Regions from separate parts of the Homo sapiens genome. Here region 1 is linked to region 2. Evidence: chromatin loops called from intact Hi-C (ENCODE). Cell type or tissue: PC-3. All regions are shown on one strand. Each heading gives the region's core, and the rest is flanking DNA. Links, peaks and the distances in the headings are about the cores only.

The links. A loop is a pair of places that touch in the nucleus more often than their neighbours do. Peaks named below come from ENCODE experiments on the same cell type or tissue, not always from the same donor. Only the 100,000 strongest peaks of a DNase experiment are listed, where the experiment ranks them.
Region 1: a loop joins it to region 2, with 4 times the contacts of the local background. A loop is called at or near these places in 1 of 110 quality-filtered maps.

The regions. Positions count from the first base shown.
Region 1 is chr10:51,174,886-51,179,299 of GRCh38, forward strand. All of the region lies in intron 2 of PRKG1 (protein kinase cGMP-dependent 1), which reads left to right. Among named protein-coding and RNA genes, the nearest start is that of PRKG1, 100 kb to the left of the region's middle. In PC-3, for the core only: no CTCF peak of the experiment used is centred there; DNase peaks (open chromatin) are centred at 2,306 and 2,616; H3K27ac peaks cover 467 bases.
Region 2 is chr10:51,229,476-51,233,889 of GRCh38, forward strand. The region is part of intron 2 of PRKG1 (protein kinase cGMP-dependent 1); the gene reads left to right. Among named protein-coding and RNA genes, the nearest start is that of MIR605, 68 kb to the right of the region's middle. In PC-3, for the core only: no CTCF peak of the experiment used is centred there; a DNase peak (open chromatin) is centred at 2,536; H3K27ac peaks cover 347 bases.

The sequences.
Region 1 (4,414 bases), core at 138-4,137, 55 kb before region 2:
CTACTTGAGAATAACACATCAGGTGTGTTAAAGTTCATCCAGTCCTCACAGTAACATGCTCTGTTATACACGTGCAACCTTTTTATTTATACGTTGTGAGTAATTTTTGTCTTTCAATGAAAGACAATGTAAAAGGATTTGTGAATTCCCATTCAGTTTAACTTATAACCAGCTAGTTTTCTATTAACTTATCAATAATTTTGCAGAGAAAATATGTATTTTACAAATTTTCTAGAATTAAAAAAACACACATACTAACAACGTAATAGCTAAATTACTAAGCTGTAGTCAGTATGTGTTCCTTAGCCAGAGTCAGTTATTATAATGTACATTATTTCATTTAACTCTTCTAATTCATGCACATATTAGCTATAAATTCAAATGTTCTTTAATTGATTTCCTCCATTCTGTGTGTGTATAAGTATATATACACACAAATACACATATATACACACACATACACACACATTAGTTTCTACCAATAAACCTGTAGCATGAGTTTTTTCACATAAGAAAGCTACCACTTTTGATATACGTTTGCCATTTATTTCTATCAAACATAATTTTATACTTTATCTTCAATTTATTTTCAATTATAAGATTATCAAATTATCTGTTGTCAAATTGATTCCAATATGATTATTTCCACCCGGAAGATAAAAACATAAAACCTCATTCAAATCCTTTCCCACCTTTCAAGGCCAGAGTCAACACCATTTCCTCCATAAAATTCCTGAGATATATATTTAAAAGTAATTTCTTCCTTCTCAAGTCTCTCACATCTTCTTGGGTAAATATATCATTATACTCTAGTTGACTGGTTCTCAAAATGTGAGTCCTGGACCAGCAGCAACAGTATCTGGTACAAATGAAAATTATCGGGGCTCACCTTAGACCTACGGAATGAGAAATTCTAGTGATGATGGCCAGCAATCTGTGCTTTATCAAGTCTTGAGTCTGATCCTGTTTCTGAATGATTAATTGCATAATTTAGCTCTTTATTTAGTTGTATGCTCTATGAGGACAGGATTTATGAGTAATTGCATCTTTCATATAGTAAGTACCCAGAAAATATTTATTGAATGAAGTAATATATCAAGAAATAGAAGTACAGTTTAAGAAAGATGGGACAATTAACTGGAAGGAAAAAGGACAAGATATTTTATTTGAAAGCCTATCATTTGGAGAAGCGAGAGATGCTCTTAAAATATCAGGGCTAGAATCAAGATATATGAATACAAACTACGATTGAAATTTTGATTTCAAATTATTAAAGTTAGGTTATTTTTATTACATTATCTCATTAAATCCTAACAACTCTATGAAATAGATGTTAGACTCATTTCACTAATGAAAAATAGAGGTTCAGAGAGTGTATATTTCTCTCTGTATCAGGGTCATATAGGCAGGCAGGTTTCAAACCCTGTTCTCTTTGATGCATTTTGCCCGTCAGGTGCAGAGGGTCAAATTTCAACTCTAAGAGATAGCTGGTTCAGTCAATTTATTCAACAGACATTTAGCATATATAAATATGAGCCAGGCACCATGCTAGATGCTTAACATTTAGGAACAAAGAGCCAGTTTCCTCATCTGTTAAATGTGGATAATAAATGTACCTAGTACTGTGTGGAGCTGGTGTGATGATTAAATGTAACAGTTATCAAAGCAATAAATAAGACAATCAAAAATTGTGAAAAGTTCAAAGATGGAAAGAAACACTTACAATGAGGAGTTAATAGAAAGGTTCTTGAGTTAGATTCAGTGTCAGGGGAAATTTTTCTAAAGTGGTGACAGGGATGCTGATCTAGAATGACTAGTGTCATTTGGCCAGGTGACAGACTAAGAGAAGAGCACCTCAGACACTGAACCTGCATATGCCAAGCTCTAACACTTGGAGTATGATGGAGATGGAAAGTCACCAGTAGACCAATGTGACACTAAATGCACTACATACTATCAAATTTTATCCATTCCTAAGTCTTTGTGTTCTCCAGATAAGTCTATAAAATGTTATTGATATGACAATAAAGTATATATAAATGTTCCACTGGGAGCAAAAGTTCGTGGTAAATGTGGCATCAAATAAGTCATTTTTTTAAGAGTGAAGACATAAAAGAAAACAGAAATCTGAATATTTTAGAGTTTGGATAAGTCAGTATTTTGAGCAAACCTGAATTTAGTACAATATCCTCTAGTTTTTCTTTCTAACATTCTAAGAATAACTGAGGATGCCAGATGGCTTGGAGCACTTTGTCCATGATTAATGTGTTGAACTATTTCCTAACTGGATTACAGTGGCATTTCTTCTAGAAATTCTCAGATTACATTCCTTCACAATCATACTTACCATTTGATATAAAGTCTGCAATACATGTAGAATGGAAATGCAGTGGTTTGAATCACTGAGCAAAATGGATGAATTTAAAGTGAAAATAAGTTGTAATAAAAACCTTATGTAAGATCTAAGTAACTCTTTGGAAGACACTACTAACTACAAATGTAAATATTTCAATTTAATTACTTTTTTTCTGTTAACAAACTTTGCTTATTTCTGATATGACTAAGGGTAGTAAACAGTGGCTGCTATTTGCTCTACTCTAAAGACTCCAAGCCTTTCAATGACCACATCACATCCTCTTTTTCTGTTTCCTGAAACTAGCAGAAAACTTGACATTAATAACCACCACTAGTGTTTGCTGAATGAATGGTTGAATGAAGTAGATGTTAACATGTCCAACCAAATAATTGTGAATTATTGTTATTCCAACTCTATGGAAATGGAATATCATATACAATGTATTTAATTTTTATTATAGAAATCCTAAGACTGACATTAATTCCTGATGTATATGTTATGCATATATATTTATACTATAATTAATTTGGGATTAATGTATTAAATTTAACCTAATTAATGTGAATAGTATCAATATGATTACATTTATATTTAATTATTTTTAGAAATTCTGACTGATATTAATTCCTAATATATATGTTATATGTATATACATATATACTATAACCATAGTGCCCACAACCATCAAAAATTTACTGTGTAAGAAAAGTAAAAAATGTTGTAATAAGCTAACATTGCTATATTGCTTTAAAATGCAAGTTTAAAATCATTTGCTTGTATCATCATTGAGATATAGTATCATTTAGATTCACATAAAATGAAATGGCAAGGGAAGACAGTTATTTTGAAAAAGCAACACTCAAATGTCTGTCTGCTACACATTCACAGTTGACAGGAGGGAGAAATGTTTCTACGTAGATATATTGAGTGATTAAAAAATATATTTACATGTTAAAAACTGGATATTAACCTTAAGTCTAAATATGCACATTATCATACATATGTATTATAAATCTTACAGGTAACCTCTAAGAAATAGTTGTAAATGAGGAACAATGCAATTGACTACAATTCTATAATATCCTCCACATAATGCATACATTTAAAAAATATTGGGCTGGGCGCGGTGGCTCACACCTCCAATCCTAGCACTTTGGGAGACCAACGCAGGCAGATCACTTGAGCTCAGGACTTAGACCAGCCTGGAGAACATGGCAAACCCCATGTCTACAGAAAATACAAAAAATTAGCCAGGCATGGTGGTGGGCACTTATAATCCCAGCTACTCTGGTGGCTGAGGTGGGAGGATTACCTGAGCTCAGGAGGTCAAGGCTGCAGTGAGCTTTGATTATGCCACTGCACTCCGGCCTGGAAGACAGAGTGAGAACCCTGTCTCAAAAAATAAAATTGGTATTAAATGTAAATATCCCAAATCCTTTCTCCTATTTTTCAACATGTTTATACTGTGGTGGAAGTTGGCCTGAGACATATCTCATATATCATTAGTCTTTGTAAAATACAAATTTGCTAGAATAAGATAATTAATTGAAAAAAATGACAAGATAACATATATGATGTAATGAAATTATTGATGATGTAACTATAGAGAAAAAAAGCCTTAAACATATCTTCCAAATACACTGACCTTCTAATAACCAATATAACATTTGTATGCATAATATTAGTACACTAGACTGAATAAGAGAGCTTAATGCAGTAAAATGAAAACTGATGCTCTCCATTTTTATATTGTTGAAATGTAGTTTTTATTATGTATGAGCAAATATATTTTGTTACTTCCATAAAGCACCCAGAGAAGCTTTCACTACAGCTTCATGAGATATTGATGACTTGCGCTTAATGATGCCAAATTTCAGTCAACCAGGGATTATGAATATGTAAATTGGTGCTCAGAACTCAGTTGTAAATACTAAGAGGCTACTATTATCAAGAAATACATCAAAAAGTAAATTCTTTGGACTCTGTAGAACATGCACTAGCTTTATCCAGCATCTATTTCAAGACTAGTCAAGAAGACATCTCCTGCATCTAATGTTT
Region 2 (4,414 bases), core at 240-4,239:
GGGTGGAAGTGGTGAAGCTCAGAGCTAGATAACCTTAATTTCAGATCCTCACTCTACAAGTTTGCTTATGAGCTTTTGTGACCACTGAAATGTATCTTAGTCTCTCCAAGACTCAGTTTCCCTAACACATAAAAATGGGACTAAAAGCTTCAGTTCAGAAATTTAGTAATGGGCCAGGTGTGGTGGCTCATGCCTACAATCCCAGCAATTTAGGAGGCTGAGGCAGGTGGATGGTTTGAGCCCAGGAGTTCAAGTCTGACCTGGGAAACGTGGCAAAACTCTTTCTCTACAAAAAATAAAAATTAGCCTAACATGGTGGCATGCTTCTGTAGTCCCAGCTACTTGGGAAGCTGAGGTTGGAGGATTGCTGGAGCCCAGGAAGTCGAGGCTGCAGTGAGCCGTGTTTGTGCCACTGCTTCTGTCAGCCTGGGTTACAGGGTGAGGCGATCTCAAAAAAAAAAAAAAAAAAAAAAGAAAAAGAAAAAAGAAAGAAAAAGAAATTTAGCAGTGTCTATCAAAATTTAAAATATTCCTAATTTTAACTAAGCAATATCACTTGTAAGTGCTATTTTTCAACACGTACAAGGATATTCTTTACAGCATTATTAGTAATAATAAAAACTAGAAACTAAATGTTCAGAAAACTAACTAAGTAAATGAAAGAACATTTATTCAGTGGCCACTAAAGAGAATAAAAATGAATTAGTTGTGGGAAATTAGATATGGGAACATGAATTCGATATAGGTAAATGTTCAAGATACCATGTGAAATAAAATAGTTTCAGAAGGGTATATGCACAAAGAGACATGCATAGAGGCTTTCTGGGAGATACTCAAAGCATTGGCACTAATGGGTACCTCTGGGAATTTTGATGAGTGATTCATATATGTGTGCATAGGGGTAGAAGTATTTACTTTTCACATTATACTTTTACTTACTGTTGGTATTTTTACCAAAAAGATGTAGCACTAATATAATTTTTTAAAAACCTCATGAAATACAATATTACCCTCTTATGTGGTTGTAAGAATTAGATACACTCGTGTGAAAAATGTCTGGTCCATACTAAAGAGTTAAATTCAGTTGTCCCTTAGTATCCATGGGAGATAGGTTCCAGGACTTCTTACGGATACTGAAATCCAAGGATGCTCAAGTCTTTGACATAAAATGGCATAAAATAGTATTTGCATATAACTTATGCACATCCTACCATATACTTTAAATCATCTCTAAATTACTTATAATAATGAATGCAAGTAAATGCTATGTAAATAGTTGTTATACTGTATTGCTTAGGAAATAGTGACTAGAAAAAAAAAAAGCCTGCACATGTTCAGTACAGATGCAATTTTTTTTTCAAATATATTTGATCCATGATTGGTTAAATCCACGAATGCAGAACCCATGAATGTGGAGGGCTGGTTGTAGGCACTTTAAAGGAAAAATATGGTCATTTTTAAGTGCACTTGCAGAGAGCTTCCAATTTGAAGCCTCATGAGTTTCAGCTGTCCCCAGTGCCCTGGTTACTGTAAACCATTAAGTCTGGAATTCACCTCTGCATGTCCTAGTCAGCTAGGTTGGCTTCAGCCCTTCTTGCTGGGAGTGAAAAGGGAGGGAGAAGCCCTCGTTTACTTCAGGAGGTAAAAAGACTCTAGGCTGAGTCTCCAAAGCCTAGATTACAGCAAACATGTTTTACGTTAAAAATTGGGGAAGTTAAATTTTAGGGGGCAATCCCTGGTTACTTTCTTACTAAAGTTGTATAATTTCCTACTTAAAATTAAAACTCGGAAACATTACTGGCAGTAAGGGAAGGTAACATGAGTTTTCAAACCAGGTACTGAGCACATTAAAATAGACCCAGTCAAAGCTGCATACAGCTTCAATATTCATGCAATATTCAGGGTGTATATTGCCATGTCAGAGTGAGCAGCCAAATTGTGCGTTTCAGTCTCATGGCTGTCCCCTGAGGAGGAGGCCTAACTTTTAGTCTCCTCAAAACACAGACCCTCTCCACTACAAAGTGAATGGTCATTCCTTTGCTGCTTGAATCTGGGATTCTTTTTCTTGTACTTAGGGTGTACGGAATTTACCTTTCTTTGGAATCATCCTTTTTTATGGAGTTCTGCATCTGAACATGACCTGGCCACGCATATGCACACTGAGTAGTTCCATTTCAAACTAGACGTTCTGTTGAGCTCAGACCATTCTGGAATTATTTGGCAACATCTGAAACATTTTTTTTTTTTTTTTACCTACAACACTTCTAGATGTGACGTTTTCTGGAGAATTGATAAACTGATCTGGTAGCTGTTAGTGGCTACCAAGCCAAGTTTTACATTGCAATCTAAATATATTGTTCCTTGTCATGTAATGACATTTATTAGAGAATCTGGCAAAAGCCCAAATAAAAATACAGGTTTTCACACTGTTTAACAATCTGAGGTTTTATGTCTTTTTGGTGAGGTCATTGAATACCAGTCTCATTTTTACTGCCTCTATTTTTGAAAACAGTAAACAGTCATATTTTTATTGTCCTACGTGGTTGCACAAACTGACACATTGCCAAGTGGTTCTGACTGAATGCTTTTCACTTGGCAAACTAAAGGTACTAAAAAGAGGTTCACAGTGGAGACTTATGCATGTAGGGGAGCAATTTCTGTGGGCATGTGTATGTACAAAATAAATCTGTGAATTCCAGTAGAGCCAGTATCCAGGACTCTAAAAGTAGAACAGACTGATTTATTTGTGACAATGTACTTCAGCTGAACCTCTGTGCTAGTTTGTTGGCAAAACCTAACATATGGCCTTTTAATGAGAGACAGATTAATAATTGCAGATATGAATAATAAAGCAGAAAGATTGGCTGTGCCATCTTTTATTCTAATAAGGAATTAGATTTGGTTACTGAAGGAGCAGCTGTTTGCCAGGTATGGTATGCTACTGTTTGAGATAGACACTTTGATGCAAAATGGGACGCTTGATGGTGATGGACTTGAAAAAATGGATATGCGATGTGTGTTTAAATTTCTCAAGCCCTATAACAATAAACATTTTACACCCCAATGATTATTATTCTATACCGTCATTCAAAAACCTACAAAAAAGACACAGTGACAATGTTTTCTGTCTTGTTGTTCTTTGAGAGAAAAGACCTATGATGGTACCTCAGTGCAATGGAAAAAAAAATTCTTGACAAAAGGATCAAATAGAAGTGGTGGCACAGTTTCTGGAATATATGACATTATGTTTAAAATTGAGTGCAAATTCTTGTCCTCCCCTGTGCTAGACACGTTTCTTTGCCTGCTTGAATCCACAGCTCCTTCAATAGAATCAACCTGCCCCTACCTTGGCTCCTAGAAGTGTCAGCTGCACTTATCAGGTGACCCATTTCCATTTCTAGCTATGATTAGTTAGTCAGGGATGGAGCCTAATCAAAAGGGAGCTAACCTATTCATTCAACAGAGGTAAAGCAGATTATTTCTCTCAAGAATTTGAACAAAGTGGGCTCAAAGACTCAAGATATTCAGTGATGAGCCCCAAAACTGCAGTGCAGTGTACAAAATGGGCTGTGTAGGTGACCATGCTGAGAATATGCAAGATACATATGCGCAAGAATGTGAATGGTAGAGATGGAAAGAGCAGGCAAAGATAAGAACCTGGTGGAGAATGTAGAAGTAGAATTGAGAGAGAGCTAGAAGGAGCAATGTTAGGATTGACATTGTCACTCCGGTTTCTCTGAGACCACGTTTGACATTGTTGTATTCACATAATAACCATCTGTTTACCTAAGCTACTTTGAGTGAATTCTATTCCTGTAACCAAAAAAGTCTTCATGAGAACACCCCATTTTACAATATAATCCTGTGTGCATAACTATGACTTGAGATCTATTTCTACACTGAAATCTGCAATATGAGATTGTTCTAAGGAAAGCCTCTAAATAACCAAAAAGACTAGACAACCTTCAGTATTAGGGTTTAATAAAAATAGTTAGCATTCTGATATGGGAAATGTATTCCAGATGGAATGTTATTAAGGCTTATCAGTCTAGAGTAAACATGGATGTGTACACCAAATTCTTCAGTATCAGAACCAGATGGCACTCAAAAAGGTTTAATTTCATTCAAATAAGCAATGCCACTTTACCAACTAGAAAGGGGATAAATGAAACTCATTACCTCAGTGTATGGCTTAGGACTCAGATAAATGCATGTGAGAGAGATCCTTAATAGGTGATTGAGATAAATTAGGGAAATTTAAGAAATCTTCTTATACCTTTAAGGGAGACTAGTGAGAAAGATTTTGCTGTCTAACAAAACATTTTCTTGATGTTAGTATTCGATTCCACAATAAGCGGTATCTTTTATTCTAGTGTTCTCTGTGGGTAGTAGGTATGAATTTGCCCTGTGACTC